3 separate regions of the Homo sapiens genome follow, and all the other regions are linked to region 3. A link is a loop called in an ENCODE intact Hi-C map of the cell type or tissue named here. Cell type or tissue: dorsolateral prefrontal cortex. All regions are shown on one strand. Links, peaks and the distances in the headings refer to the core of each region. The heading gives the core; the rest is flanking DNA. Region 1 holds the start of LINC01586 (long intergenic non-protein coding RNA 1586). Region 2 overlaps ACAN (aggrecan). Region 3 overlaps MRPS11 (mitochondrial ribosomal protein S11).

Region 1 (10,872 bases), core at 932-8,931, 130 kb before region 3:
TCCTGGGAAGCGATGAGTCAGCTCTTACATTGAATTAAAGAGTCATTGTCTCCATCCATTCAGCTTTTCTATTTGTCACTGAAAATTCAGGCCAAAAGCGCAGCTCTGAAGAATGAAAGTGGAAAAACAGACAAATAAAAATCAAAGTGAAGAGGACACCAAACACCAAACACAAAACACCAAAGCTGAGAGCTGAGTAGAGTGAATCCACAAGCTGAGATATCCATTCTGCATCACAAGCAATGCAGTTCTTCCGACTTCTAGCTTTCCATCTTCATCTCCAAAAGTTTTCACCAAATCTCTAATAATGAGGACCAATTATCTATTTTTAGGGGAAATCACAAAATTCTCTGGACCCTCAGTGTGCTGGTAACAATAACCTGCACTGACTTGGAAAGATGATCACAGTATCTCCTAAAATGAAGGGGGAAAAAAGCCATAGGACAATGTATAAGGCAGGTATGTTGAAGTAAGCTGCGAATAGGTAGGTAAAAAATGTCATCCTTGCAAGTCAGTGCAATCTGGATTAGCCAAAGTCAATTCCAGATCCTGAGTCCAGGACTCTGAGTTCTGTCCTTTGCTACTGGATGGAACTAAGGCAGATTCAATCCTTCTGTGTACCCTGCTCACTCAGCTAGTCAGAAAAGGATAAATGGCATCCTCTTATTGGTTGACAAGGCAATACACACCAACCAATGAAAGAATGCTTCTTCCTTTCCAGCCAATAAGAGCTCAGTTATCTTCTTGAAAGTAGACCCTTTGTCCATAAAGAAAATAAGCAGAAAGTGAATAATAATTAAAAAAAACCACACAACTGTTGCTATGGGACATTACTGATGTGATCAATGATAGCTGCCCCGGACAATTCATAAAGGAAAGCACTTCTTTGGGAAGAAAAGTACAAAAAGCAGACCAGCTGTCTGGTCTGGTCTAAAGGGAAGTTTCTATAGTAACATGGGAGAGAAAAGCATTTTAAAAGCATTTTAATGTAAATACCCGCAAAACTATCAAGTCAGTTCACCGAGCGAATTTTTGACCTTTTAAACTTATGCTGAAATTATAATGAATAAAAATTCTTATATTAATAATAAATGAAGGAAATGGAGAGAAAAGAAGAGAACAAGAGGAGAAAAGAAAAGACCTGTGTGTTTATGGTTCAGGGCATCACAGATAAAGATATCACAGTTCCTGCCTGAAACAGAAATGTTCTCCAACCCCGTGTTGTCAAGTAATATCTCAGTTTAAAACAAACTTCTTTTTGTTGTTGTTATTGTTGCTGTTTTTCGGGAAAGAGAACGTTCATGGCACTTAGACTTATTTGAGATGAAACAGTGCACAGAGCACAGGCTGTTCTGGTAACTTGCTAGCGATTTCCTCTCAAATCATTCTGAGAATGTTACAGCTGCCTTTGGAAAATTATGAGTAAAATAATTTCCTACCCAGATGTTTCTAATGGACATAGGCAGGGCAAGGCTGACAGGTGAAAGTGGAGTCAATGTTTGTCAATCAAGGGAAACAGAAAAACTCAGAGGATTAGAAGCTTTAGGTGCTGTATTTGCTAATTATGAAGGCGATGCTGGGGAGGAAGAAGAGAAGAGAATCTTGAGGAATCAAATGAGAGTGATGCTAGTGTCCATCTGCTAAGGGAGACACGTTTCCCTCTACCTGTGCTTTCTATGTGGTCTATGGGGCAAGGTGAGAAGTGGGGGTAATCCAGAATTCAGCCCTCTCTCCCCTGAGGGGAGTGGTTTAGTGGGGCAGGGATGACTATCAAACCAGGGAGAAAGTTTCTCTCTACAGTAGACACCCCTGGACAATTTCCTTGTCTCCCTCCTGTACATCCAGGAAAAGCAATTTTTTTTTCTCATTTTAAGGGGGAAAAAGAGAGGGTGGGGATAGGAACTCAGCTCCTTCAGTATAAAGGACTAAATGAAAAATATAAAAGCCCAAATTGTAAATCCTGGAGAAATGAAGCCATGGGGTGGAGGGGGGAGGGGATGACTGTAGTGGTGGAAAGGTAAGTTGCTCTGCTATGCGCCTTTACTTAAAATAAAAACAAACAAACAAAAAACAAACATCTTCCAGGATTTCCCCAGACGGGGCCTTACGCGGGATCGATGTGCCTCTCACCTAGCCCAGACAAGGCAGGGGCTCCCCAGGAGATATTTTAAATAGTCAAGGTGCTCACTGATTATCAGTGGCCAAAGCCCCGCCACCCACCGTAACCAAGGCAACAGGAGGCAGGTGCTGCGACTGGTTGCCTGGTAAGCATGCTAGTGCCAAGTCCTTTCCCTTCCTTCTCCACCTCCGTTAGCCCTTTTGTGATAGCGCCTCTCCCTCCGCTATCTTTCCCCTTCTTGGCCAAACAATAATCTTTGCTCCTCATACAAAGGTCACTTTGGGCTCCTTTGGGTAAAAAAACGCGTACCTTGATGTTCTTTTTGAACAGATTTCATCCACGCTTGAGTTTTGAGACCTAGATAAAATGTGCTTCTTACCTCGGCTTCAATATCTTCTCCCTCCACCCCACTCTTTCCCTTTCACTCACTCCTATTAAGGCATACAGAGAGCGCGGGGAGGAAGGAAGGAAGGGAAAAAGGAAGGGGGAGAGAGCGAGAGGGAGCACGGGGGAGCGCAGGATTTAAATGTGGCGATTTTTCACGGAACACCAGAGCCTGGGGCTCACAGTAGATCCTCTGTCCCGCTTGCCCCTTTGCTCACCGCCTGCAATCGTGCCTCTGCTCCCCGCACCACTGCCTAAATTTGGCGCCAAGTTTTTCCACTGGTCGTGGCCAGAGCGAGAGAGAATGCTCTCCTAGAATCCCACACCTAAATCCCTGGAGAAATGAGGAAGATGAGTCCCGCTTTCTTCCGCGAACCTGTGTCACCTCCTGACCTCCTCCGCGTGGGGTCTGAGGGGCCGCGAGCGCAAGTGGCGTGGGCTGGGAGGCCGAGCCGTGCGCAGGCACCGACCATGGGCACCCTAGGGCCGGGGCGCTGTCCAGCCTCTGGTGCTGAAGCTGCAGGCTCGGATTCGCTGGGGGAGGGGCTCCAGGGACCTTTAGCAGCCTGATTCTGAGCCGACTCCAAGCGGGTAGCGACTCGAAGGAGAGGCGCTTGGTCTGCCGAGTGGAAAGGCTACACTGGGAAGTAACGGCATTAGGCGCTCTCTTTCAGCAGATAGGGCTCTCCCAGGGCGCAATCCCCGGCGCCTCTGATTCCCCTCCCTGGAGTTATTTGCTGCAATTGCGGTGGGTAGGAAGAAAGGCCCTTTGCACTGGGGCGATTACCCAGTGGTCTCCTGGTACTTTTCACATTTTTTCCTGCGGCTCTGGGCTCTCTGGGTGCTGGCCAGCCTGGCGCTCAGATCTGGTGGCAGGCAAAGCAAAGAGGAGAGGCTTGGAACGCCGAACCCAGCTGCTCTTCTGCATGCAACAAGTCAGCTGCATCTAGAATCAGGGGCGAGAAGCGCGGGAGGAGGGGCGACGGCGGGCTTGGGGCGGCTGGGTTGCGAGAGCCGGCTCCCGCGAGGCTGTGGGGCCGTCTTTCTCCTACTGGGCGCGGGACCGAGCGAAACAAACTGCAAGCTGGGTTTCCGCGTCGCCCCGGGCAGGTACTGGAACCAGACGCCCCCACACCTCTAGCCTGCCCAGCATCCCGTAGGAGCGCTCACCTGCTGGGCTCCGGAGTCGCCTTCCTTCCTCTTCATTTTGGCAAGGCACATTTGGCGGGTGCCAAGCCTGGCCGCTCGCTTCTCCGGCCCTCCAGAGCAGCCTCAGGCTTAGCTTCCCGAATATCAGCTCCAGTTGGCTGCTTCTCCAGTCCCGAGCCCTTGACCTGGAGGAGGGGACGGGACCGGGGACCTCGGCTGGGATTTTTACCTGGCATGGGTCGCCGCGGCTAGGGAGGAAGACCACTTGCTCTCCGTTTCTTTCTGGAAGAAAGCCCCTCACCACCCAGCTGCCGGTACTTTGCTTCCCCCCAGGAGCCGCAGTGCAAGTAGCAGCGCAGTGCGGGGGAGGGGGTGGGGTTTGAGGAAGCTGTTTGTGAAGTGCCCCTTGAATACTTGCCTCTCTGAGGCCATCAGTCCTGTCCGGGTCCGTAGTCCTGGCATGGTCCGCCGGGTGCAAACACAGTCGCCGCGGCTGCCGGGCCAGAGGAGAACAGCTGCTTTAAAGCTGAGACCAACCCACGGGTGGCCTGTCAGGGCCACGGATGTTCATGACGTCATCCTGAAGGCGAGCGGAGAAAGCGAGTGGAGAGGGGGGAGCCGCGCTTCACATCAAATGTCCCCTGTGGCCATGGCAACAGCTTTGGGGGAGGGGGTGCCGGTCCGCGGGCCAGCAGCGGGCAGCCTGCGACTCCTGCCAGGGTCCAGCGCTCCGCTGGGGTAGAGTCCGTCATTAGTGCTGAATCCAGTTGTGCCCGGACCAGAAGAGACACCAGAGCCAGTCCCGTCCCCTCCCCGGGCTGGTCATAGCAGGTGGGTGGCTGCCTGGTCCCAGAGAAGAGGCTGGGGGAGACTGCAGGCGTCTGGAGACCAATTAGCAGAAATTTTTTTTTCACAGGGCCATTTCCTATTCTTCCACCACCTTACCTGGGCAGGTCAGACCCGGTTCACCTGACCGCTCACAGACGTATTCTCACTCACTCTCGACCGACGCATGCTGGAGCAGAGCACACCCAGGCAGCGCCCAAGCGGGACTCACCCACCTGCCCGGGTCCTCGCCTGCACACACGACAAACTGAGGCTTCAAAGCAGCCTTGAGAGCTTCAGAACATGACAAACCCACTACTGATCCAGTGCGCATCTAGGGGGCGCAAACTGGTGACCAACGAACCAGACAGGACACAAAAATGTTTGTGAGGCTCCCACAGTATTTTAAAAATTTGAAGTACTTGTCAAAAAGATTGGAAGAGTTCACAGAGAAATCTGGGTTTTCCATCTCTCTCTCCCTCTCTCTAAAACAATATCCATGTCATGGCCTTTCCATGTCTCTTGAATAGGGGCTGGCATTCTGCATGCAGGGAGAAGCCCTGACCAGTGTACACAGGGCTGGGGTCCAGGCAAAAGTAGCCCCTCTTCCCCTTTTTGTCAATATCACCAAGCCCATTTATCATCAATCTTATCCTTTTACGTTGTTTTCCTATAGTAAAGAGGAAAGTGTGGCCAAGAGCAGTGTCTCACGCCTGTAATCCAGGCATTTTAAGAGGTGGAGGTGGGAAGATCATTTGAGCCCAGGAGTTCAAGACCAGCCTAGGCAACACAGTGAGACCCCCATCTCAAAAAAAAAAAAAAAAAAAAGGAAAGTAAAATTGTTTTTTGTCTCCGGTTGGTTCCCTGCAGGCCCAACCCTGGACGGACACACAAATATCTGTGCTGCCCACATCCAGCCAACACAGGCAGCAGGATATTTCCTCCTAGTCAGACTGGTGAGTTTTTATTTTTCATTTTCATATTTCAAAATATGCAGGTATTTGAGAAACATTTTAAAAATCATATTTTTCATTTATCACTCAGATATTGGATCACATGGAACTTTCTTTACATTTTTAAATGTAAGGAATAATATCTTATTCATAAATATGTGGAAAAATAACAGAAGAAAACATTTTAATTACTCTCAGACTCACCCATTATTATGTAAACATAACACTGTTTTGCATTTTCTGGTTGGCAGTCTGAATACAGCTGTAAAATACATTCTTGTGAATGCAACGAGCCAACCAACATACAAGTAAAAAGCACCACCAACAGGGACATATAGTTGAGTCTTATGCATACTCTGTCACACAGTCACATTTACGAGTTCATTCATTAAATGTGCATTTTGAATACTGTACATGCAAAAATATGGAAGGCGGGGTTATCCTTTTTTTTTTTTTTTTTTTTGAGACGGAGTCTCACTCTGTCGCCCAGGCTGGAGTGCAGTGGTGCGATCTCGGCTCATTGCAAGCTCCGCCTCCCGGGTTCACGAGATTCTCCTGCCTCAGCCTCCAGAGTAGCTGGGACTACAGGCGCCCGCCACCACGCCCGGCTAATTTTTTGTATTTTTAGTATAGATAGGGCTTCACTGTGTTACCCAGGATGGTCTTGATCTCCTGACTTTGTGATCCGCCTGCTTCGGCCTCCCAAAAGTGCTGGGATTACAGGCATGAGCCACTGCGCACGGCCAGAAGTGGGGTATCTTCTTTTTCCATTAGCAGTAGATTTCCCCCTAAGGAAAAACAGGTTCTTATTTATATGCACTTGCTCTCTTAGCCAAGTGTCTGAAAAATTTTGGTTGAAAGCCAGGGTAACTTTGTACTAGATCAACTCCAAATCTTGGCCAACATGGATTGTTTTAGCCTGTTCAGAAAAATTAGGGCAGAGAAAAGATTCTGCATTTATCTCTTGGTGAAAATCTGTTTGGTCTTTGGCCTGACTGGCTCCTTAACACAGGACATTTTTCTTGCAACCGTTCCATTTGTGAATCTTAGCGCTCTAGGCCCTAGAGGGAGTGTAAGTAATACTATTAATGCTCTATTCGTTATCTTTATAAAGCACTTCTAATTTTTCACTGAGTATTTTACATGATGTATCTCATTTGATTCTAGAAGCTGACCATTTTATAGATAAAGAAGCAGAGCTCAGACTGTTTAATTCACCTTGAGTTCCCAGTGCTCCTTCTGCTGGAAAGACCCACTGTCTCCCTTATATGAGTCATCAAAATTATTTAGTAAATAGTTAAGAGAGTTAGCTGGGTATGGTGGTATGCACCTGTAGTCCCAGCTACTCAGAAGGCTGAGGTGGGAGGATCACTTGGGCCAAGGAGTTCAAGGCTGTAGTGAGCTATGATTGTGCCACTACACTCCAGCCTGGGCAACAAAGAACTTATTTTTACACACACACACACACACACACACACACACACACACACGCACCCCGAAAACAAAAAATAAATGAACAGTTAAACAGAAAATTTAACAAAGTTAAACAAACAATTGGAATTTTTCTGCTTTATTTAAAATAGAAATGTAAATTATAAAATGTGGAGTACCATTTTCCACATACTGAATTAACAAAAAATTTAAAAACCTACTTCCCAGTGTTGGAGAGGGTATGGTGAAATAAGTACTCATACCCTGTGGAGGTTGCAAGTTGGTTAAATTCACTGGAAAGCAATTTTGCAAGTTGTATCAAGGGTCATAGTGACCAGCCTGGGCAATACAGCAGGACCCTGTCTCTACAAAAAAAAAAAAAAAAAAAAAAAGTCATAAACACAAATACGTTCACACCCTTTGGACCAGTTTTTCTTTGGGATATCTTAATAAAATAATCTTGGGCTGCTGCAGTGGCTCACGCCTGTAATCACAGCACTTTGGAAGGCCGAGACAGATGGATCACCTGAGGTCGGGAGTTCAAGACCAGCCTGACCAACATGGAGAAACCCCGTCTCTACTAAAAATACAAAATTAGCAGGGCGTGGTGGCACATGCCTGTAATCCCAGCTACTTGGGAGGCTGAGGCAGGAGAATCACTTGAACCCGAGAGGCAGAGGTTGCAGTGAGCCAAGATGGCACCATTGTACTCCAGCCTGGGCAACAAGAGGGAAACTCTGTCTCAAATAAATAAAATAATATTCAATACAGAAAATGTTAGATACATAAAGGTGTCCATTGTCACATTGTTTAATATTTTTTAAAATGGAAGCAACATAATATCCAACAATAGGAGACTGGCACATCATCTGTTGAATGGATAGAATATTCTACCAACTCTAAAATTAATGTTTTTGCTGAAACATGAGCCAAGAAAATACTCATAATGTTAAGGAAGGAAATTAGCAGAACATAGAACTGTCTTTACAGATATCATTAAAGTAAGGTCTTTAGAAAGCACATATATAGAAAAAATAGAACAGAAGTACATCAAAGTATGATAAAGTTTCTGTTAAAGAGATCACAGGTGGCTTTTAAATGTTTTCTTTTTATCATGTTTTCCAAATTTTCTGAAACATGATTAGGTAGTTTCTATAATTAAAATATAGTATGATACAAATATGGGAGTAGATGGTATTTATTAGGCATCTATTCCTTATCTGGCACTGTTCCAGATGGGCATAATCAGAGCAGGTGTGGAGCCTGGGTCTCAGACCTGTGCAGGTTGCTGCAGATCTTGCCTGGGGTATTAGGTGACCATGAGAGAGTTTGACCTTATCTGTAAAGAGCTGATAAGAGGCATTTGGTTTTTACTCAACTCAGATACATCATCAGCCCAGCTGCCCTTGTCCTCCTCCTCAATAAGCTTGCTTCTGTTCCTGGTATCTACTTTCTGGCCACTTCCTTCCACACCTCAAATAATAATCAAAACAATAATAATATTTCTTTTACATTTTTAATAGTACTTCACATTTTTCAATGCTCTCCAACACAATGTTTTACATAACTTTATAGCAACTACTACCAAAAAACCCCCCTTAAATTTAATTATCACAGCTCTGTGAGATAGGTGTTATTTTCTCCAGGTTTGTTTATTCTTTAGGTGCCGTGCCAGAAGCCACACAGCTGATAAGTGGTGGATCCATCTTGAATTTGACTTCTAGACACTCCCTTTTCATAGGACAGTGGGAGTTTAATCATGGACAACAATTCTTCTTCAGATTAGAACTTAATTGGAGGACAGATTGGCAGCTCAGCCGACCTTACTGTCATCGCCATTAGCCAAATAAAGATAAACCTTGACACTGCCAGTTTCCTCAATATTCTCATGCATTCATTTCTTGGAATTGACAAACCATGGACCAGAGGTCAAAAGATTCTGTGAGGGTCAGGCATCTTGGAGACATTACTGAGTTTCTAGATGGGTTGACATTTTAGAATGAAGCTTTTCTGGAAAGGAGACTGGATTACAGGTGCTAAAAGACTTGCTTGCTATGGATGGCTAAGGAGGCACCTGTCTTGTGCCAACAACCACACACCTCAAATGTGGAATTAGAGAACAGTGTAGTGAATGAAGTCATCACACTCACCTCCCACACACGTCGGGCATTCTAAGAAACCTTGGATCTCTCATCTTTCATCCCAATTGTGTAGCAAATATTTCTAAACCTTTGCCAGATTACCAAGAGAGTTTTAAAATTTAATTTCAAGGACCAACCAAGTACCTGATGGATTTTGTCATATCTGAAGACCAGAGAAGGCTGTTCTTGAAAAAGAAAACATAATTTTGGCAATAGTGAATATATAGTGACACCAGTTCAGAAAGAAGTTCTTTTAGAATTTTGACTCTGCTTACCTCTAGGAAATTAAAATCCAATAATAGAGAATTATAAATATCTTGGTTACTGTGATACTTTTAATGGCCAAAGTAACCCGGGCAATTCTATAAGTGACACAGAGCTATTCTTTTTTTTTTTTTTTTGAGACAGAGTCTCGCTCTGTCCTCCAGGCTGGAGTGCAGTGGCACGATCTCGGCTCACTGCCAGCTCCGCCTCCCGGGTTCATGCCATTCTCCTGCCTCAGCCTCCCGAATAGCTGGGACTACAGGCGCCCGCCACCATGCCCGGCTAATTTTTTTTTGTATTTTTAGTAGAGACGGGGTTTCACCATGTTAGCCAGGATGGTCTTGATCTCCTGCCCTTGTGATCCACCTGCCTCGGCCTCCCACAGTGCTGGTATTACAGGCGTGAGCCACCGCGCCCGGCCTTTAAAGTTAGAAAGGAGGTGATTCTATGTTTGTAGACCCAGGTTTATATACCACCATTCACAATAGCCAAAAGATGGAGGCCAGGTACGACAGCTCACACCTCTAATCTCAGCACTTTGGGAGGCCCAGGCAGGCAGATTGCTTGAGCCCAGGAGTTTGAGACCAGCCTGGGCAACATGGAGGAACCCTGCCTCTACCAAAAAAATATAAAAATTAGCTGGGTGTGGTGGGATGTGCCTGTAGTCCCAGCTACTTAGGAGGCTGAGGTGGGAGGATCACTTGAATCTAGGAGGCAGAGGTTGCAGTGAGCCAAGATGATGTCACTGTGCTCCAGCCTGGGCAACAGAGTGAGACCCTGACAAAATATAAATAAATAAAATATATAAATAAATAAATAAATAGAAAGAAGGGAAGAAAGAAAGGAAGGAAGAAAGAAAGAAAGGAAGGAAAGAAAGAGAGAAAGAAAAAAGAGGGCAGCAGCTCAAGTGTCTACTGATGGCTGAATGAATAAGCAAAATGTGGTATGCATATATAATGGAATATTACTCAGCCTTATAAAGGAAGGAAATTCTGACACAGGTAAAAATAAGAATGAACATTGTGGACATTATGCTAACTGAAATAAGCCAGTCACAAAAAGACAAATGCTGTATGATTCCAGTCTTATGAGATATCGACTATCTCATTTAATATTTCCTAATAAGAAACAATAGATGAATTGTTACTGGTTTTCACTAGCTAAAATTAAGATCAAGATGACATCTTCAAAATGCTGCTGTGAAATGTCAACACAGAACTCCGTACCTAATTGAACTACTATTCAGAGTGAATTTGAAATATAGACTATTTTAAATGACCTAAAACTATAGGAAGTTCAACACTCTTTTTCATTGTAAGACACAAAAGGATGGGCTTTGATAGCAATGAAATTGAACTCGAAAGGAAATAATGAGATAAAAGGAGCAACAGTGAGAATAGAAATGGGAAAATATGTTGATAAATCCCAAGAGCACCGACTATAAAATACAATAATACTGATGTCTAATTTGGAAGGTGGAGTCAAAAATGAGACAATAAATATCAATACATTTTGGTGAACCAATATTGTATAGACCACATTAAAAATAGCTTGTAGAGCTTCAGTTCTAAATTTTGTTTGTTTTATTCCAGTATGTTTTACAAAT
Region 2 (10,872 bases), core at 149-8,148, 360 kb before region 3:
TGGGAGTCAGGGGACTCAGGTGGAGAAGCATCCGAGAAGATCAGACCTTTTGGTGTGCAAACAGTCAGATGCAGGAGAGGCGATGGGATAGGATCAGACTCCAAACATGTTAATATAATGGAGAGTGTCAATAGAGGAGGTGCAACAAGCTTACCAAATCTTGTTAGAAACAAAAGATCTGCTGGGAATGGGGAAAAAAAAAAAAGAAAAAAAACAGCTTTCCAAAAAAAAAAAAAAAGCACCTTTCATGGAGACTCATACATTTATGAAACCTGTTCTTTCATGGGGGCCTACAGGTTGAAATAAAAAATGTTTCAGATATTTGTGGGTTGTAGATACATCACAGGGCAAGGGGAGGGGAGCGAGGAATGCTTAGAGTCCAGGCCTTAACCTTCTGATGTCCTGGGCAGTCCCACTGGCCCCTTCCACAGGCATCTTCCTCCGAGTGCTGGGCCCTCGCACCCTGGACATGGCTTGGTTTTAGCAGTAGTGGTTCTCAGGGGAGAGCTGAAAGGGACTGTCGTGCCCAGCTCAGCAGTTTTTAAAGCCCCACTCAAACCTAATGAACTGGTTTCCCTGTGTGGGCGGACCACCCCTGGGTACAGCCAGGGGCTGCATGGCTGTGGGTCTCCCAGCAACAGTACAAATGAAGGCCCTTGTCCCATATGTCTACAGATGCAAAAGTTGTAAATCAGGCCAACAGATTGTTAAGTTCTATGTCCTATCTTCCTATTTGACAATGGTACCTTTCAAAATGACCTGAAAGCACAGATTTAAATTCAGAATTCTTGGATTACTTGGTGTTTTGCCTTGGGCTGTAGTGGCTGGGTGGGAGCATGGGGAGCTGGGCCGCCTTCTTTTTCCCACACTGACTGCACTGTGAGGGGGTCTCATGTGCTGCTGTGCTTATCTCAGCCCCACAGCCCTGCTCTGCCCACACCCCATACAAACAGCCACTCCTTGGCCCCTCCCTTGGGCCCAGGGTGGCTCCCACCAGGGGTATGGTGTCCCCGTAGGAGGATGGACCCATGCAGGCCCTGGATGTGGCCTGGGCCCACTTGGAGGGGAAATTCTGGGCATCCTGGGACCCCAGAATGTGCTCTAAAGGGGAAGTGCAGATTTGGGCAGACACATTGGCCCTGCTGACTCCCCTTCCTTTGGAGAGGGTTGAGGCTGGAGGATGGCCAGTGGGGGCCTCTAAAATACACAGCCAAGAGCAGAGTCCTCTCTTGTCTGGGCCTGGGGAAGACATACCTTCCCTTCTGGGGTCAAGCCCATCCTGGGGTCAGTGGAAGTTTTGCTCATTTGGTCCAATGCTGGATTAGCAGTAGACCCAGTGCCTTCCACATGCACGAGACCAGGCTGGGGCTTCCCGAGGATGGTTTGCAGAAAAGGCAAAGACCTGTCTGATTCCCTGGGGCTTTTCTCTGGCTGTCTCCCAAGTGACCTTTCTTCTTTGGTGCTCCAGCCGATCCTCCCTCAATGGTCCTTTCTCCACTGGTTTGTCTATGTCCTGCCCCTCCGGCAAGCTCAGTGCGCAGCAGTCCTCACTGAGATCCATGGAGGGAAGGAGGGCACCTGCCGGGAGCTCTCCCTGCCAGCTGTCGGGGCTTGAGGGCAGTCAGGAGCAGTGTTATCTGAGCAAGGCTCCTGCAAGAGTGTGCCCGCGCATGGGTGCTATCCCATCACAGTTATGCATGCATCAACAGGGGAAGGGTGGGGCCAGGAAAAGTCCAGGAAAGGGGAAATTATATCCCTGGGACCAGTAGCACCAGGTTCAGTACCCAGTACTCAAACCCACTACTCATGCCTACTGAATACGTGAAACATGTATAGGAATGTCCTCACCTGAAGTTTCTACAGTGACAGCTGCAGTGATGACCCTCAGAGTCACGAAAACCCAGAGTAAAGTGGTCATAGTTCACCTGGAAGAGGGGAGGCAGAGGCGTTATTTAGACAGTGAAGGCATGGTGAGGTCAAGCAGAGTCATGTGACATATGATGCAAAGTGATAATTCCACACCCAAGGACCTGGAATCATCTCCAGAGAAGGAGGCTGCACGTGGTTTGTGAGATATTTTCTTAAAAAATCCTTCCCTCACAAAACCTTCACAGGTTTCTCAGTTTAATTCCGGGCATTAGGCTAATAAACCTAACCTCCCATCTTTCAGCCAGTGAAGTCTCATCTGAATGAGTTCCTGTGATGGTTAATTGTATGAGTCAACCTGACTGGGCCGGGGCAACCAGACATTTGGCCAAGCATTGTGCTGGGTGTGTCTGTGAGGGTGTTTCTGGATGAGATTGACATTGGAATTGGTAGATTGAATAAAGCAGATGGTCCTCCCTAATGTGGGAGGGTCTAGTCCAATCAGTTGAAGACTGAATAGAGAGAAAAGACTGACCTGTCCTGAGAAAGAGAGAATTCTTTGTGCTGGATGGCCTTTGAGCTAGAACATTGCTTTTTCTTCCCTTTGGACTTGAATTGAAACATCTGCTCTTCCTAGGTCTCAAGCTTACTGACTTTCAAACTGAAACTACTCCAATCATTTCATTTAGGTCTCAAGCCTTCAAACTTGGACTAGAATTACACCACCAGGTCTCCTGGTCTAGCTTACCAACTTATCATGCAGACCTTGGGACTTGCCAGCCTCTATAATTGCATGAACCCATTCCTTATAATAATTCTCTCTCTCTCTGTCTCTCGTGTGTGTGTGTGTGTATGTGTGTGTCTGTGTGCGTATGTGTGTGTCTGTGTGCATGTGTCCTATTGGTTTGTTTCCTTGGAGAACCCTGACTAACACAGTCCTTCAGGCCCAGAGAAGTGATGAGTTGCTCAACATCCCTAATGAAACTTGGGCCTGCCACCAACTTCAAATCCAGAGATCACGTGTGTTTTAGAATGGACTAGCCTCCAAGGTTTCAGGCAAGGTTTAGGGGCCTGGTTCATGTCAGGGAAAAGATGTTCACCTAGAGAGCTCTTGAGGAGGTTATGGGATGAACGGATTAATATTTTAGGAGAGAAATTAGACCTAGGAAGCTGTAGCTCTCCTGCTAGATCAATGACTTCATGTGGATTAGAAAGACAAACCTTCCTTATCGTCATCTGCTGTAAAGCTGTCATAATAAGTACACAGGTCTGTGACAACCGCAGTGTAAAGGTGCACAATTGGAACCCTGACTCCAGCATAGGTGGACCCAAGAAGACCCAAGAGAATGTACAGGAGACCCACCAGAGCAGTGCTCTCAACCTCAGCTGCACACTGAAATCACCTGGGCTTCAGCCTGGACCTCAGGATTTTTAGAGCTTGGAAGGTTCTAAGGTGCAGCCAAGATGGAGCACCGCTGGCCTAGAACACGTGCAGTCCCATTACAGACACCTCCTGTGACCTTCCCTCCACGGTGCATGCCTGGTGATGTTCCCCGAGTTGTTCTGTTGGATGGACTTGCATCAGCACCTACCCTCCCCTTTTGGTTTAAGAAGTGCTTGCATCACAGAGGGAGGGAACCTTGGAGCGGATGGAGGATCTGGGACTAAAGAAAAGATTGGAGATTTCAGCAACTCTCGCCCGTGGCATTCCCAGACTTTTGCTCTATCAGAGTCCAGTGGCCCAGCAGGTGTCGCTCTTGGCTCAGTCACCGCCGGCTGGGGCTGGATGGATTTGGGGATGAGGGGGGCACCCCAGGAGTCCCTAGGCTCAGGAGGGGTGTTGGGAGGGCACTGGTGTTCCCATCCAGGAATGCCAGGGGCAGGGGCAGGGTGGGCCCAGGACTCCGAGTGACCCTTTCTTCCTGTTGATTGAGTGTGTCATCTTTCTACCACCTATGCTACATATACGAGTCACCCCAGAAATGAAAGGGCTGTCTGTGGGTGCTGCTGGGGGTATGGCGTGAATGCATGAGGCACGTCATCCTCACACTGGAGAAAGTCTGGAAAATCCCAAAGTTCTGAGAAGTAGCCCCTGTGTCTCCTTAGGGATTTTTCTACCTAGATGCTGCCTTTTAAAGAAAAGTCTCTGGCTGCAGGCTGTGGCACCATGAGGGGCTCTGGTTCAAGCCCCATGTGACGAGTTGCGGCTGGGAAATAGTTCCCCAGAAGGCAGAGGGCAAAGTGTCTTCTCCACTCTGGGGAGGGGTCTAGACTTTCCGGCTCCTCTCTTCCCAGAGCCTTAGGGATTCGTGTTCAGACACAAGGCCCGCCTGTTCTTCCCTCAGAACACCCTTCATTGGGAGGTTGTGTGTATGTTTTCGGAGCTGTGTTTCTTCCCTCACTCTCTGAACAAGCTGGACATTGTCCGGGGGTGTAGGAGTGCTCTGTGGGGCTTGGACGGCTTGATTTCTCTCCCTGGCCTAAACCAGGAAATGGGAAGGAATGAAAAGAGGTGGGGAGGAGAGTGGGGGTAGGGGGATAGGGGTGGAGTGGGCAGAGAAACTAATTTTATTTCTTTTTTTTTTTTAAAGACAAACTTTGGGATAGAAATATCGCAATAAATATGCTCTTGTGTTTGTGTGTGTTTTCTCAGCTGTAAAGAAAATAGGGAGAAATTCCATTCTGTCTGGCTTCCAAGTGTCTCCAGGACTCACTGAGCCTTTTATGCGAGAAGACTGACTTTGGCAGCCCTGAGTCCCAGCACGGCCCTGTCAACAGGGAGGCCTTTCTCCATGGGAAGCTGAATTAGGTGCTGACAGGGCGACAGCATAGGTGAGGCAGAGGAAGGGGACGGGGAGCCTGAAATGAAGTGGAGAGGGGAGCTTGGGGAGCAGGAAGGGGATGCTGGGTGAAGGCCGGGTGAGAGTCATGTGGTTTGGGTTCATCACCAGGGAATTGACTTTCTCAGAGAGCATTATGTGGAGATTTGGTAGGGGAAAGTGAGGTGCTTTTAGCTTGAGCTGAGGCTATGTGTCTGTGTGAGCATGCGTGCATGTGTCCAGGTTGCAGACAAGGAAACCTTCACCTCCTCATCAGCCAGACTCTACCCCATGGTTGTCTACCTGGCCAAGGTCTTGGCCTGGATTCCATCAAATTATGGGATTGAACAGGCAGCTCACCCACTCTCCCTGAATGCATCTTCCAGCAACATGTGCAGTGGAGACCCCTCCTCGACGTGGGTGGACGCCTACTGCTTAATAATCTAGGACCTGCCCCACGGCTGTTTCAAAGACTGAGTGAGATAATGTGACTGCCATCATCCCTCCTCCAGGCCGGACACTGTTTCTTTGGCTCTGCACCCAGCACAGGCTCTGGCACTCAGCAAGCATCCATCAGTGTAACTTTCCTCCCACCTCCCTGGTTGTCAGGCCTGAGTGAGCCTCTCAGAACTGGGGGATTGGAAGAGAGTTTAGTGGTTGTAGAGAGGCTTCCTGTCCCAGGATGAGGGTTGGACCAGATGACTTTCCATAAATAATAAAACTGCATTCATTTCAAACACAACATTATCATACTACCAAATATTTGGAAAATAGGACAATGGGGAAAAAAATGACCATCATCTACAATCCGAATCCTCATTATTAGTGTTTTGATAGTTTGCCTTCTAGTCATCCAGGCTGGAGTGCAGTGGCATGATCTTGGCTCACTGCAACCTCTGCCTCCCAGGTTCAAGCAATTGTCCTGCCTCAACCATCGAGTAGTTGAGACTACAGGTGTGTGCCACCATACCTGGCTAATTTTTGTATTTTTTGGTAGAGACATGGTTTCACCATGTTGGGCAGGCTGGTCTCGAACTCCTGTCCTCAAGTGATCCACCCACTTTGGCCTCCCAAAGTGCTGGGATTACAGGTGTGAGCCATGGTACCTGGCCATTCTAGTCTTTTTTTTTTTTTTTAAGGTATCTACTTGTGTTTTTCTGTAATTGCAATCTTTTTGCATGCTATTTGTCTTTTCCACATAATACAATGGACCACACAACTTCTTTTTTTTCATTCCTTCACTACTGACGATCATGATGCTTTACAATAATGACCTCCCTGGCATGAATCCTGTATATACAGCTCAGCCAGGTGGTCTTTGGCCTCTGATTGCATGTTAGGTGCTCATTCCATCACAAGGTGGCCCATTCCTTGGCTGAGCAGCTCCAATTGTACTCAAGAACTTTCAAGATTGAGTCAAAATGGCTCAGCCACATTATAATTTACATCCAAGAGTTCCACCATCAGAAGCCACCCAAAACACATCCCCTCCTCTTTCATGGGACTCATGGTGAATCTTCAGAGGTCCAATCTGCTTCCTGCCTGCTGTTCCTCCATGGAGACATTCCTGGCCCCTCCAACCAACGCTTCCTCCTGTGGCGGCCTTCTGGACCTCTCTTTACCCCCTGGAGCCACAGAAGGTCTAAGCTGTGAGAGACCTTAGTGAACATCAAGCCTAACTTCTTCATTTTACAGATGAAGAAACTGAGGCCCAAGGAGGAGGCTGAGTTGCTCAAGGCCATATGGTAGGTTGGAAGTGGAGCCCAAACCAGAACTCAGTGCCAGGGGGCCTGGCCCTCATAATTCCCAGCATTAATGAACTTCACAAGGTAGCTGCTGTGTCTGTCTTGTTCCCCACTGTCTCCCTGGCACCCAATGTAGTGTGTGGCACAAAGAGAGGAAATTGCTGAATGAATGAATGGACAAATGGCAGCCCGTACGTCTTAGAAGTGATCTCCTTCAACCCTAGGCCTTGGGGGGCGGAGGGCTGAGGATGGGACTGGAGGCTCACATGTGATGAGCACCTAGGTGGTGCCCAGCCAAATGAGGTAGACCCCTTCACATTCAGTAAGTCTCAGGTAGAGACACGCTGCTTCCTTGTGATGTGCATGGCTGTATTGATTAATGATAGCGCTTTAGTGCAGCATGTGATTTTGGGAAGGTCACAGGCCATGTGCGGCCCAGAGGAGGAACAATCAGGGTCACCCCTTCCCAGGGCTCCAAGGAGAACCAGTGTTATGCTACAGCCAATTGGCACCAGCCGGCCAGAGTCCATTTTATGCATCTCTTTCAAATTTTGTGTTCGGTGACATCACACTGGTAGTTTGAAACTGGTTATGATGGATATCAGCAGACACTATCAACGAGGTGAGACTTCTTCTTTTTCTTTTTCTTTCTTTTCCTTTTTGAGAGTGGATTTACCAGCATACTACTGGACGTAACTACAGCCATGGGCCACATAACATTTCAGTCAACAACAAACTGTACCTACGATGATGGTCCTGTAAGATTCTAATGGGGCTGACAAACGCCGATCACCTGGTGATCACCTGGTGATGCTGCAGCCGTTGTAGCGTCATAGTGCAATTACTTTATTTATTTTTACAAATTTAGTGTAGCCTAAGTGTACAGTGTCTATAAAGCCTACACCAGTGTACAATAATGCACTAGGCCTTCGCATTCACTCACCACTCAGTCACTCACCCATCCAGAGCAACTTCCAGTCCTGCAAGCTCTGTTCATGGTAAATGCCCTATAGGTGTACCATTGTTTATCTTTTATACAGGATTTTTACTGTATCTTTTATAGGTTTAGATAGGTTTAGATACACAGAGGGAAGTATTTGTGTATACACAAAGGCAAGTATTTGTGTATCTAAACCTATCTACACATACAAAAGGTACAGTAAAAATACAGTATTCAGTACAGTAACATGCTGTATGGGTGTGTCACCTAGGAGCACTAGGTTATACCATATGGCCTAGGAGTGTAGTAGGCTGTACCATCCAGGTTTGTGTAAGTACACTTTAGTGGAGGGGTCTCCACTGCACATGTTGCTGGATGACAAAATTGCCTAAGAATGCATTTCTCAGAACGCATCCCTGTTAAATGTTGCATGACTATAATAGTAAATAAAGAAACGGGCTGGGGAAGGATAATGAGCACTTTTCTTTCCTTTGAATGAAGCCTCATTCTCCATTCATTGTGCTGTCCTCCATGTGTCCCTGGGGACATTGAGGCTGGCCCTAAAACCAAGGCCAGTTTGCCAGCCCTAGGGTATGGTCAGGAAATGTTCATCTCCATGTCACCTCCCCTGGCCCAGCGTGAGTCCACATCAGTGTAGACTCAGCAAATGTTTGCTGGCTACGTGAACGCCCACCCTCCTCTCCCAGATCCTGCAGGCCTCCTCCCTGAAACCTCACCAGGCCTTGGCCCTGGGTTGTATTCCCCCCAGCTATGACTTTCTACACACTGTTTAGCACCCAATTTTTCTTCTGTTGTTTTATGTGTGCTAACTCTGTCTCATCACGCAGACTGTGACCTCCTAGAGTTTGAAAATCAAGTCTTAAATGAAAACAAAATCCCTTTATGCTAACTCACACAGTACCAGGAATAACACAAAATGGTATTTGACACCTCCTTGTTAGATGAGTAAGTAGACGTTGGGGTTTGGTAGACTGGTAGACCAGTAAGATTTGCCTGCGACCAGGTGGCTCTGTGTCCCTGACTTAAGTCCTAGAAGATGGATTCGAAAGGACCAAGGTGCCCCATTCCTGTAGTCACCAGTCACCAGCACATCACTTATTTGCAGCCTAATCTCCCAATAGCACCTTTTCTCTTGTCACTCGCTCATGAACAAGATCATCCTGATAGCTGTGCATAAACGCAGTAGCATATGCACTCGAGGCTGGGATTTCAAACCCAGCATAGGGAAAAGGCCAGGGACCCTACACCAAGAGCATATCTGGCCAGAGTCACCCCAACTGCAGCTGTTAACTTCCCACATATTCTAAACAGACGTGGTGGGATGGTATAGAAACGGGAAGCCAGGAAGCTGATTTCAGTCCCAGCTCTGTCCTAACTCACCAGGAAACTCATGTAAGGCCTCAGTTTACAGTTTTCCCTTCTGTAAATTGGGATCATCATGCAAGCATCACCCCCAGGGAAATTGTGAAGGTAATTTTTGTAGCTGCCAATACTCTTTTGATATTTCCTCCTCTTTCTCTTCTCCCCACCTTCTTCAACACCTTGTCTTTTTCCGTATCTTTGATTTCCTTTTTCCAAATTTGTTACTTGCTCTGTCATCACTGAAGCATCTTAAATCAAATTCCATGTGTTTTTCTCCATTCCGGGCAAGTGTGTAGGTCCTGTGAAACAGACAGTTGGCAGCAGGGTGGGGAGTGCTGGAGATAAACCCTTCAAGGCCATACTTTTGTCTAGGATTGGCCTTGAGCAGCTCTGTGCTAAGACAGAGGGGCCCAGTGAAGGGAAAGAAAGGTTTTTCCTTGGAGTTGCTTCTAGCCTAGTGAGTGCAGACAAACCTGTATCCAGAGATAGCAGACATGAGTGAGTCGGCTCTGGGTCCTAACCTTGGCCCTGACTAAAATGGCTGCCTGACCCGGAGCCTCGGATTTTCCATCTCTGAAATGGGGGCAGGTGGGAGAATTAACTCTGGAGTTCCCTGAGATTCCAAATGCCAGCTCCACGCAGTGCAGAGAAGAGTTCCACCTTTTTAACTTCTGGGAACAGAAGGAACTGCATCTCCACCCTCTCAGCCTCCCTCATGGCCAGGGACCTGCTCATTGCTTGCTGTTCTGCTGCAACATCCAGGGCAATGCACAAGGGTTTCGCTTGCCTATTGAGCACATTCTCTGGGAAGGTCCAGCCTATTCAGAAAGATGCCCCCATGCCCTCACTGTGCTAGGGACGAAAAGGCAGAAAGGAGAGTTGTGAGGTTGGGAGGGTGGTGCACACATCTAACAGAAGTGAGGGGAGGCTCTCTGGGGAGCAAAAAAAAAGGCTCGGGTAGTGGAGCTGCGAGAAAAGAAAATAAGAAACCGAGAAATGACACCACGGAGAGTGTCATACCTGCAGGTTATACTTGTTACCTGACTGCCGATGTGGCATGGGTCTTATCCCCTGGCAGTGCCCTATTTGAATCTGGGGCTAGGGTCTGGCCCTGTCCTTTCACTCCCTTCTTTTGCTCACACAGTTCCATTCCTTCAAAAAACACCCTCTCTTTAGCTCTATGTCTGACCTATTCCCACCTTCCTTGAGGCCCCATGCAAATGCCACCGCCTGGAAACCTCCCCCAGCCTGAAACGCTCTCCTGTCTGCCTGTGTCCTTTGTCATTTCTTGTTGTTATGACCAACTTATTAGCAGACTCATCTTGGCTTGTGGCTTCTTTCCCACTTTTGTTTCAAACTACTAGGCCAACCACTTAAGGGATGTGTGCATGGGTGGGTGCGATGGCCAGGGTGGGAGCAGGCCCTGGTGCAACAGAAAGAGCATGATTGGGAGTCAGACAGATGTGGCTGAATCGCAGCTCTGACACTTTCCTGTGAGCATATGACCTTGGCTCAATTATTTAACCTCTCGAGGCTCAATTTCCTTACCTCTAAAGTGCTGATTAGATAGGATCTATCAAATAGCATAGGACGCTGTAGGACTTAAATGAGAGATGCTGAGTTGGCCTCCTTTCTCAAGGTTTGTCTGGCTGGTTCCTCCCTCACTGAGGAGCAAGAACACCTGCATTGTGTATGCCCCTCACTGCATTTCAACTAATATGGATACACCAAGCACCTACTATGGGCACTGAGGTCAGTTTCTGCACAAAGTAGCCACCCAACTAATGGGTGCTAGCCTGATAAAAAGTGCCACTCACATGCAATTTGCATCTATATCGAATTTAAATGATGGTCCAAGTGAATGGGGCACTGAGGTCAGTTTCTGCACAAAGTAGCCACCCAACTAATGGGTGCTAGCCTGATAAGAAACACCACCCACATACAATTTGCATCTGTATCTAATTTAAATGATGCTGTAAGTGAATGGTCATTTGTTCTGCAGTGACAGCAAACAATGGGGCCCCCCACCCCACCAACTATTTTAGCCTAGGGATCATTCCTCTATTCACCCCAGGACTAGGATGTGAGTTCAAATAAAACTGTGGACTGTAAAGGAAGA
Region 3 (10,872 bases), core at 994-8,993:
TAGAAATAATCTGAGGCTCTGCTGCCAGAAGACAACAAAGTGTGTCACACAAGCTGATGCCAACACCCTGCTTGTGCAAATACTTGGGACCCACATGCTGGGCTTGCATCTTTCCGCCTGTGGGAAGTGCAAGCACACATTCCACCTGTTTTCTCAGGAAGGAGAGACCTGCTGTTTGAGATGGGCTGTGGCAGCAGGGACAGGGCAGTCCAGCATTTTAGGTAAATAATCACCGCCTAGATTGGTCAGCCTTCAGTGAAGGTACCTTGGTCTCTCATGGGGGTGGGAAGGTCAGTCTCTGAGAGGCCAAGACAAATGATTAAGAGACAGTACAGTTTAAGACAGCACCAGCTTTATTGGCCACTCAGAGCCTGGAAACCACACTGTGCACCGAGAGCTCACGATAAAGCAATGTGCATTTTCCAGTGCACAGTCAACAAGGCGGCCTCCCCAAAACTAGCTCCGGGGGTTGCGCCAGACATCCATTTCCGGCAACAAGACCATTGATCCTTAAGGGTCCTCTGTCCTGTCTGCGCATGTAGGCTCTGCTGGGCAGGATCTTCCTTTCCAAAGCCCTCTTGTGAGTAAAATAACATTTTAAAAACTATGGTGTGTGGATCAGGCGCAGTGGCTCACGCCTGTTATCCCAGCACTTTGGGAGGCCGAGGTGGGGGGACTGCTTGAGACCAGGAGTTCAAGACCTGGTCTCAATACAAAAAATACAAAAATTATCCATGTGTGGTGGCATGCGCCTGTAGTCCCAGATGCTCACAGGAGGCTGAAGCTGGAGGATCACTTGAGCCCAGGAGTTTGAGGCTGCAGTGAACCATGGTCGTACCACTGCAATCCAGCCTGGGTGACAACGAGACTCAAAAACCAAAACCAAAATAAAAACCTATGGTGTATGGAGGACTTACAGAAGCCACAGAAGCCTCCTGTGTTTACTATCCTCTACGTGCCCCTCCAGATCCACTCTGCAGCCTGGGAGGCTGAGCCTCCAAGTACCACAACACTGAGTTCCCTTCCTTTTTGCTTCCTTTTGGGATCAGCCAAGGGGGACCCCAGCAAGGGACTACAGGCCGGGAACAGCCAGGCATTTCTTCCCTCTCCCTCAGGCCATGGTTTTGGCAGAGGTGCACTCTGCTGCTGTGGCAGCTCCTGCCAGGTTCTAGGAACTGTTCTTCCCTGCCTCTTCTAGCCTAGGGTGGCAGCTGCTTTGTAGTCCACCTTCTTTATTTCCTTAATCTTACCCATGCCTCTGCAAAGAGCTTTCATTGAGCTTTTCTCTTAAACCTTGTGAGCTGTTTCCTGCTCAGACCCTGATTGAACTGTCTGATGGCTACGGGCCCTCTGTCCACCAAACCATATCAAATCGCGAAGTGCAATTTTCAAGTGCACCATGTTTTAATGCATTGTGTTTATATGTAGTTTTGCGGTGAAACAGTCTAATTCCTTCCGACAGTGGCTTTGATCCAAGAAGCCTCCGGTTGGGCTTCTTTGGTCACTGTCACAAGATGGCCTTCATAGGACCTGCTAAGGACTAAAGAGAAGGCAGTAGGGAGGCATTTTTCCTCTAAATTCATGTCTTGGTTCGTGATCTTCCTCCTTTCTTTGTCCTAACACAGCCTCTTGCCTATTTAAGGGGGCATCTGTGTCTTTTCCTATACTGAGTTCAGGCAGATCACAGTACTTAGCTGGCTGGACACAGAAGTAAAACTCCACAGTGCCTTCCCCTTCTGGTCAGCAGCCCTTCCTGCACTCATCTGGGAGGAACAGTGCTTTTGTGTACTTGACCACTCCTTCTCAGCTTCTGGTGATACTCTCACCCTTAGTCTTTGCCTGTGGAAGAGGGGACTCTCTGGTCGTGTCTCTAGAGCCCCCACCTTTGGCCTCTGTGCCGTATCCAGGAACCCTAGAGCCCCAACAGAGGAGCAGTCAGTCCTGCCTGGGGGTCCTGAGTTGTGCCCCACTGCCAGCACTACCCAGGTTCCTTATCAACTTGCTTTCTGCACTTCTAGATTTGGACTCTACTCAAGCCCATCCTGCCATCCACCCTATTTTCTAGAGAATCATCAGGTTTTTTTTTTTAATTTTTTTAAATTTTTATTTATATTTATTTATTTTTTTGAGACAGTCTCGCTGTCACCTGGGCTGGAGTGCAGTAGGATGATCTCAGCTCACTGCAGCCTCCACCTCCTGGGTTCAAGCGATTTTCATGCCTCAGCCTCCAGAGTAGCTGGGATTACAGGCGCACACCACCATGCCTGGTTAATTTTTGTATTTTTAGTAGAGAGGGGGTTTCACCATGTTGCCCAGGCTGGTCTCTAACTGGACTCAAGTGATCCACCCGCCTTGGCCTCCCAAAGTGCCAGGGTTACAGGTGTGAGCCACCGTGCCTGGCCAAGAATCATGTTTTGTACAACTCTACCCTCCCCGCTTTTAGGGCACTCTCTCGTTAGTGCTGGGACTGCTGAAGCCCATGGAGTGTAAACGATGACTGCCACTTTAGTGTGGGGAGTTTGACTGTCCACTTGTAGAAAATCCTGTGTTTAGGGCTAACTTTAAACATGCCCATAATGGCGAAATCCATCAGAATCCAGAGGTAGGTGGCAAAAAGCTCCAATTTGGGGCCAAATTATAAGTCATTAATAAGAAAAGTTACTAGGATTAGCTCTAGAAATCTTGGGTAAGGGGCTAGAAAAGAAATATCTGAAACCAGAAGTGTCTGGTAAATAGCAACTCACATTTATATTTTACTTTCATCTGAGGCCTCACCTCATTTCACACTCTCTTTTTCAAGAGGAATTAGGAATTACGTAACTCTGAAAGCAAAAAATCTCAAAATTATGACAGGTGGTACAGATATTTATTTTCTCAGAGCAGAGTTTGGGCCTAGGCCACGGCTGCCCCTGTAGCTCCCCTCTTGTAAGAGATGCAAAGCTTACTTCTGGGGCACACCCATCTCCAGCTGGAGGTGCAAGCAAAGGCCACTGTGTAAGGAGGCAAAACTCTCCCTTACTGCCTGAAGGATCTCCAACAAGCATATTCTGGAGAGCTCTGACAGGGAGCATTTTACAAGGTCCCACTGGAGCTGAGGCTTGAGGTCAGGTCCAAGTGCAGGCCTCCTTCCCATCACAGCTTCCGAGCCTTCCTGGGGCGGCAGCCGTTGTGTGGGATTGGGGTGTTGTCTGTGATTGAGATCACTTCCAGGCCGCCCATGATCAGTCCGTGCATGGCAGACTGGAAGGAACAGAAGGAAAAGTAGAATGACATGGTCCCAGAAATGATGATCCAGTGTCTCCAGGCAGGGTTCGGAGAGGGACAGGGTGGCGTAGAGAAGGGAACGGAGGGGTGAGATGCTCACTGGCTTTGATACCTATAATCCCAATCCTATTCTACTCTCACAAAGGTCTCCACCCAAACCCTTTAACCAGGTTTTCACACTGTTCCCCTCTCAAACTGTACCCACCACTTTCCACTTTGCACTTTACGATCTGCGAACAAAGACTTCTTGTAGACCTTGGCACACCTTGGGTATCATACTTCTGTAGCTTACTCAGGCAGTTTTCTCTGCCTGCAATGTCCCCCCGTACCTGCTGTGCCTCCACCTCCCTGATACCTCATTATTCCTGCAAAGTCAGAGAGATGTCACCTCTTTGAAGAAGCTAAAGATTATCTGTGCTAATGATCATCAGGAAAGATTATCCCTGCTAGGTTCGGGATCCCCTGATGGGCTCCCAGCGATCTGGGCACATGCTTTACCACAGCGCTCACCAGTCTGTCCTAAGGGATTTGTTTGTGACAGTTCCCCCAGGAACCACCTTCCCATTCCCAGTGCGTGGCACGCAGCAGGCACTCAGTGTCTGATGAATTATACTAAGTGATCTAGGCTTGCTCTGAGGGGCTTGGTCAATTATAGAAACAACAGACGGGAACTTCAAGCAAACATGGAAATCCACTAAAAGGTGTTTTCTACTCTCCCTGTACTCTGCTCTCAAGCCCCAAATTCTCACACTTACTAGGAGGCAAGTACACTATGGAAATCACTGTAACTTACCAAGCGTCCTGGCCCCAGGCCTTTCACCACAACTCGGATGTGGATCACGCCCTTTTGTTTAGCTCTCTGGAGAGAAGCAGAGTGGTTAGTGCCCCGGAGAGAGAACTACTGCATCCAAATCTCTTGCTACTGCCTCCTAGAGCAAGGGGTGTGTGAGCTCAGGGAAAGGGCATCCAGAGAAGTAAACAGGGAGGCAAAGGGCAGATGGCTATAGTGGAGGACAGGCGCCAGCAGAGACCACAGAATTTGGCAGGTTGCAGAATTCACGTGACTGTGATCTGTTTAGCCTAGGACAGCACCGCCACCTAATGGAAATTTCTAAATATTGCTCAGGTTTTTCTCAGGGGGGCAAATGCAGAATTTCAGACCATGAGGCGCCACCCTAGGCTTCAAGGCTGAACCTAAATACCCACTTTAAAAGTATTATCATTTAAAATCTCTAAGCAGTTAGAGTTAAAATTTACTTTCTTGATAATAAAGGCAGTTCATTATAAAAATGGGAAAATATACAGAAATCATTCATGACTCACCATGCAGAAGCCACTGTGAACAGTGACATACTTCTTTTCATAGTATATGATCTGTCCATGGTTGGGCATTTACAGCATTTTGATTTCTGATGATAGTACATGCAATCAATATTTTGGGGTGCCTTCCCTTGTTTGAAGGTCAAGGTTTTCCTTCAGGAAATACATCTGGTTTGGCAGAGTCTGAACATTTGTAAGGCCTGTACTATAGTAGAAATTGTGCAGGCTTTGGTCCCAGACCAATCTGGGTTCCGATCAGTGAACTGAATCGGTGCATGGCTCTGGGCAAGTCACACACTCTGAATCTCAATTGGCTTATGAAAATGTGGATAATACTGAGGGTCTCTGAAGATTCAAGATAATGAATGTAAAGTGTCTGGCACATGTAGATGCTCAATAACTATACCAATAGCAGCACCTTGCCAATTTGCTTCTAAAAAAGGTCTACGACAGTTCACACTGGAACTGGTATTGCTATTGCATGAGTCCCCACGATACTATGTCCTCTCCAAATAGACTATCATATCTCTCCCAACCCCAAACCACTGGTCTTTATTTTTATTTTTTTTCTTGAGATGGAGTCTCGCTCTGTCACCAGGCTGGAGTGCAGTGGTGTGATCTCGAGTCACTGCAACCTCCACCTCCTGGGTTCAAGTGATTCTCCTGCCTCAGCCTCCCGAGTACCTGGGACTACAGGCGCGCACCACCACGCCCAGCTAATTTTTCTATTTTTAGTAGAGATGGGGTTTCACCATGTTGGCCAGGATGGTCTCGATCTCTTACGCCTGCCTTGGCCTCCCAAAGTGCTGGGATTACAACTGTGAGCCATCGCGCCTGGCCTATTTTTAATTTATTTTGGAGACAGGGTCTCTCTCTGTTGCCCAGGCTTTAGTGCAGTGGTGAGATCATAGTTCACTGCAGCCTCAAACTCTTGGGCTCAAGCCATCCAGCCTCAGCCTCCCAAGTAGCTGGAACTACAGGCAGGTGCCACCAGACCTGGCTAACGGTTTTTAAATTGAGGGGTCTTTGGTTCTCAAGCCTTTGGTATCTTGGCTCTTACATCCTAGAATGAACCAACAAGGGCTTCACCTCTAATGAAGCTGAGAGAAAGAAAAAAGAGGAGCCTTTCACTAAACCTTTTCAAACCAATGCTCCAATCAGGGCATCAAAGCTGCCATGACAAACCCTTGCTTCTGAATGGGTAGTATAATGAGGATTCTCCACTCAGTGATGAGCCATGCAGAAAGCAAACACACACTAGAAGGAAGCAGAAGGAACACACACTTACCGCCGCTGCGGCTATGCCTGCTGTCTGTGCTGCGATGCCTGTGCCCTTCTTGGCATTCCGAAATCCCTCTGTGCCACAGGAAGCAAAGGCAAGGGGCTCATTACTAGCAGAGACTACCTGGATCTGTGTGCTGAGAAAAGTAGAAGAAGCACATAGGATACAACTCTTCTTCAGGGAAATAAGAGAGAGCTAATCTATGCCCCTAGAAGCCTGGGTGAGAAAGAAAAAGGAATTCAGTTGCTTCTACTTTGAGCTTCTCAGATGAACATGTTTTGAACTCCTACAGGAAGTATCAGGAAAGGTCAGAATTCTCCCCTAAACCTGACTGAAAACTGGTAAGTCACATAATTTAAAGAGCGCTCCATAATCTGAGAGTAGTTAGTTAAGTATCACCCAGAAAATGACTGTATTGGGGAAAGTTTTAAATATACACAAAAGTGAAGAGAATAACATAAGAAATCTGATGGACTCATCAACCAGCTTCAACAATTATCAACTCATATCCAATTCAGTTTCATCTATAAACCTTGTTCCCACCCCACTCCCCTCACCAATGGATTATTTTGAAGCAAATCCCAGACCTATCATTTTGTCTGTAAATATTTCAGTACATAGCTCTAAAAGAAGGACTCTTAAAAAAATATTAGCAATATTACCATATTGGCTACTTTTTTTTTTTTGAGATGGAGTTTTGCTCTTGTTGCCCAGGCTGGAGTGCAATGGCACGATCTTGGCTCACAGTAACCTCCGCCTCCCGGGTTCAAGTGATTCTTCTGCCTCAGCCTTCAGAGTAGCTGGGATTACAGGCGTGCACCACCATGCCTGGCTAATTTTGTATTTTTAGTAAAGACGGGGTTTCTCCATGTTGGGCAGGCCGGTCTTGAACTCCCGACCTCAGGTGATCTGCCCGCCTTGGCCTCCCAAAGTGTTGGGATTACAGGCATGAGCCACCTCGCCCGGCCTCATATTGGATACTTTTGATGCTTATGACACTATATTCCATGATCAAAAATTATTTTAAACAAGTAAAACTTTTCTCTTTTTTTCTTTTTTATTTTTTTGTGAGACAGGGTCTCACTCTGTTGCCCAGGCTGGAAGTGCAGTGGCACAATCATAGCTCACTGCAGCCTCCAACTCCTGGGCTCAAGCCATCCTCCCACCTCAGCCTCCCAAGTAGCTGGGACTACAGGTGCATGCCACCACGCCTGGCTAATTTTTGTATTTCTTTAGAGACTGGGTCTCACTATGTTGCCCAGGCTGGTCTTAAATTCCTGGCCTCAAGTGATCCTCCCAAAGTGCTGGGATTATAGGTGTGAGCCACTGCATCCACCCACAACTTTTTCTTAATCATCTCTAATAAGTTACTTATTAATACAATTAAGAATGCCTTAAGAAATCCTCAGATATGCTTTGATTTCCCCTTTAGTCATCATCATCCTATTTCTGGTCTGGAGAGCTCTGAGAGCTCACAGAAGGAGGCAGGAGAAGTGACTGAAGGGGAGGCCTGCTGGAGTCAGCCCCGGGCTTGGGCCATCCACTTGTTATCCTGGCTATGGCTCTGACATTCCCCCTACCAGAGCTTCTAGGGTTTTCCATATTGAATAGATGCGTAATTGCTTGTCTCTGTGACAGCCTAAACAGTGCTGTATAGAGTAGACCATAGACACTTAAATGCAGTTAGCCTATGTCCTTATTAGTCTGAGGGGAAGAAAAAGAAATCCAATTGCTGTCACTTTACATTTATCTGACAAATGCTGAAATGAATCCTATAGCATTTCATCTGTGCCACACACTTTAGCCCATGACTGTAGTCTCTTGTGCTGGTCTCTAAATTGCTGGGTGGGTTGGCTGTGACCAAATACTGATCTCATTTCCAAGTGGGGGCCAACCTGTAAAGTTGTCACTAATACCAGCAATGCTTCTGTTGGCAGCATATGTTTGGGAATTCCCTTGGCACTGTCCCCGTCTGTAAGCCACACAAGAACACTAGTCTTGTCACTTTAAACTCACCATCCACATTTAGCTCTACAAGGTGGAGGCCAGTGCACAGTGGCCCAGAGTGGTGAGTACTTTAAAGGGACAATATCTATTTAGAGGTCTAGATTCTGGTTAGTGTATTAATAAATCATATTAATATCTTGAATCATATCTTTTAATTTATATATCATCCATTCCCTACCAGCAACACTTAATAAACACCTTCATGGTGGGACCATATGCCCCTCATACACTCCTTCCAACTCTTGAGCAAAACCAGGAAACACTATTCTCAAGGAAAGCAAAGAATTCTTATAACTAGGATATGCCCACCCTATTTCACATTTTTATGAAACTTGTGTAAGATGGCAGGTGGTTCCTCAAGTGAGGAGGAAGACGGTGCCCTACATTAGCGCCATCATGCAGCACTTAGCACCCTCACTTCTACCCCGGGGTATTCAGGGCCAAGCCTGACTTTCCCTGTGAAGTGGAAAGAATCTCACGCTAGACCTGCCCAGTGTTTCCCTTCCCACTTACTTGTTGTGGGATGCTTTAATGTGTGCAATTGGGATCTCCTCAAATTTCTTTCCTGCCCACCTCAGAGAGCTCTCCTCTCCTGGAATGGGAGGGTAAATGCTGCAATTAGAAGAAAGATTTTATTTAAAATTGTCTCGACTTTTTAAAAATCAAAGAAATACAACACATGGTTAAAAAATAACAGCTCTGTGCCCCCTGCTGCTTCTTAAGTGGCTGCCCCCACCATTCCTTTTCAGTCCTTCTGGTGCCACCACCGCATGTGTGACTGCTGTGCTTATGATGCTGTTTCTTGACTTGCTGACTTCAGACACATCTGGGGACTTTCCGCTATGAGAAGGGATTTTCATGCATACTCCCCATCTTCCTTGTCCCTGCAGGTATACCCGTGTTCATTATTTTCAGATCCTTTGTAGGTTCCTCTTCCCACAATTTAAAAAATACAGTCAAACCTCTGTTTCTTATTTCATCAACCATAGACAATATCTGGACTCTACATTGCAAAAAATGAGACAAAAATAATACTCATATCATTACCATTAAAAAAAACCCAGAATCCCCTAGAATAAAGGACAGCAAACTTTTTCTGTAAAGGGCCAGATAGTAAATATACTGGGCTTTGCGGGCCAACAGGTCTCTGTCCCAATTACTAAACTCTTCCACTATATCCCAACAACAGGTACAGACAACAGTAAATTAATAGGCTGTGTTCCAATAAAACTTTACTTACAAAAACAGGCAATTGGCCAGATTTGCCCAGTCGACCATAGTTTGCCAACCTCTACCCTAGACCAGTGGTTTTCAATGCAGGCTGAACATCAGTCAGCTGTGAAGCATACAGATGTTTAAGCTTCACCCTGGACTTCTGGATGGGGTATGGAAATCAATGTTGCAAATGTCCCAATAGAATCAGATGTGAACACATTGTGTTGCGTTCAAGATCTTCCACTGTCTTAGTCCAAGCTGTCTTCTGGCTATTTCTAGCTAAGTTATCATCTAACTTATCATCTCTAATAAGTTAACTTATTAATACAATTAAGAATGCCTTAAGAAATCCTTAAGGAAAATAAGGATTTTTATTTTCAGATGGTGAAAATTAGGTACCAATAGGGAAATAGGGTTAGCAAGAGAAGCCAAGCCTTGGACCTAGTAGATCTGTCTCAGTCTAGAGCTTTGCTCACCAAGCTGTGCTTTTTAAAATTTGAACACACACAATCATCCTTCAGCAATGGAGCTGGAAATAAACTTGCTGTTCCTCTAGGCCTACACACATATATCAGATTCATGTTTGTACCCACCACAGCCACTTGAAATACAATAGACTCCATTTTAGAAATTATATTATAATCTAAGGACTACTCTCGCCCCAGCCCTACCTGCTTTTCTAGAGGTATTTTAAAAGGCAAATCAAAAACACATTGGTATTCAAAGTTTACAACTATATTCTTTCCTGTGGGTTTGACCTTAGAAGTGATTAGAACTGCCTCGCAATCATACAGCACATACCCTGTTCAATTATCCTTCCATTCTCCTAGATGACTCTTTTATAGCTTCTTTTGTCTCCTCTAACCTCCAACTCCCTGCTTCCTCATTGCTGAGCGGATGACCTCCACAGGGGAATAGAAGCAATCAGACTTTCTCCCAGCTCCCACTACTGAACATCTGTGCCCACAGCCTTTGCGCTCTCTCCTGTTACAGTGCTCCACTTGTGTATTAGCCCCTGAAGGACACTGTTCCCGCAATGTTCCCACTCCAGTATCACTTGTTTTTTCCCCTCTATACTGCACTGCTCCCAATGGCAAAACATATTGTTATGTTCCAAACTGAAAAAATAACAGAACAACCCTCGAAAACCTCTTGAACCCACCTCCTGGGAGCTATTGTCCATTTCTCTATTCCCTTATAGCAGAGCCCTCTTAAGGAACTTTAAGGTACTGACTATACTTGCTGTTTCTTCCTATCCTCTGCTTCTATTCTCCTTGAACCCATTTCAATCAGATATTAGCCTCTACCACTCCACCAAAAATGCTTTAATCCAACTAACTCCACATTACTAAATATAATAGGCAATTCTGTTATTGATCTAGCAACCTATCACATCAGCAGCATTTGACACAGCTGATCTCCCCACCTTGAGCCAAATTAAAAAACAAATGTTCTCTCCTGGTTTTCCTATTACCTCTCTGGAAGTTCCTTGTCTCTTCTGATGGTTCTTCCTAGTCTCCCAAATCTCTAAATGTGAAAGCGCCCCAGGGTTCAGTCCTTGGACCTCTTCTCTTCATCTACATTTATGGTATTAATGATTTTGTCATCTCATGGTTTTAAATATCATCTCTATGATGTCTCCCAACTGTATATCTCTAGCTAAAGTCTGAAGTCTGACTCTTGAACTCCATTTCTTTTTTTGCTTGTTTGTTTTTTTGAGATGGAGTCTCGTCCAGGCTGGACTGCAGTGGCACGATCTTGGCTCACTGCAACCTCCGTCTCCG

Evidence for each region. Peaks named below come from ENCODE experiments on the same cell type or tissue, not always from the same donor. Only the 100,000 strongest peaks of a DNase experiment are listed, where the experiment ranks them.
Region 1: it touches region 3 in a loop (6-fold over the local background); 65 of 110 quality-filtered maps call a loop at or near these places.
Region 2: it touches region 3 in a loop (9-fold over the local background); 38 of 110 quality-filtered maps call a loop at or near these places.

The regions. Positions count from the first base shown.
Region 1 is chr15:88,597,958-88,608,829 of GRCh38, reverse strand. It overlaps LINC01586 (long intergenic non-protein coding RNA 1586), which reads left to right and starts at 3,720. Exons shown (of 3, transcript NR_120370.1): 1 at 3,720-3,966; 2 at 5,348-5,433. It overlaps MIR1179 (microRNA 1179), which reads right to left and starts at 723; the gene lies at 633-723. It also overlaps a transcript of AEN not described here. RefSeq lists a silencer at 2,603-3,040 and an enhancer at 3,754-4,460. In dorsolateral prefrontal cortex, for the core only: no CTCF peak of the experiment used is centred there; DNase peaks (open chromatin) are centred at 3,053, 3,490, 4,219 and 4,782; H3K4me3 peaks cover 3,187 bases; H3K27ac peaks cover 1,624 bases; H3K27me3 peaks cover 3,471 bases.
Region 2 is chr15:88,827,253-88,838,124 of GRCh38, reverse strand. ACAN (aggrecan) reads right to left here. Exons shown (of 19, transcript NM_001369268.1): 2 at 1,849-1,925. The coding sequence starts at 1,918. Among named protein-coding and RNA genes, the nearest start is that of ACAN, 29 kb to the right of the region's middle. In dorsolateral prefrontal cortex, for the core only: CTCF peaks have their summits at 3,423 and 3,625 (motif pointing right); a DNase peak (open chromatin) is centred at 3,624; H3K4me3 peaks cover 310 bases.
Region 3 is chr15:88,470,240-88,481,111 of GRCh38, reverse strand. It overlaps MRPS11 (mitochondrial ribosomal protein S11), which reads right to left. Exons shown (of 6, transcript NM_022839.5): 3 at 8,387-8,485; 4 at 5,873-6,002; 5 at 4,058-4,123; 6 at 336-3,240. The coding sequence ends at 3,133. Among named protein-coding and RNA genes, the nearest start is that of MRPS11, 8.0 kb to the right of the region's middle. In dorsolateral prefrontal cortex, for the core only: CTCF peaks have their summits at 4,165 and 4,364 (motif pointing left); a DNase peak (open chromatin) is centred at 4,315; H3K27ac peaks cover 1,655 bases.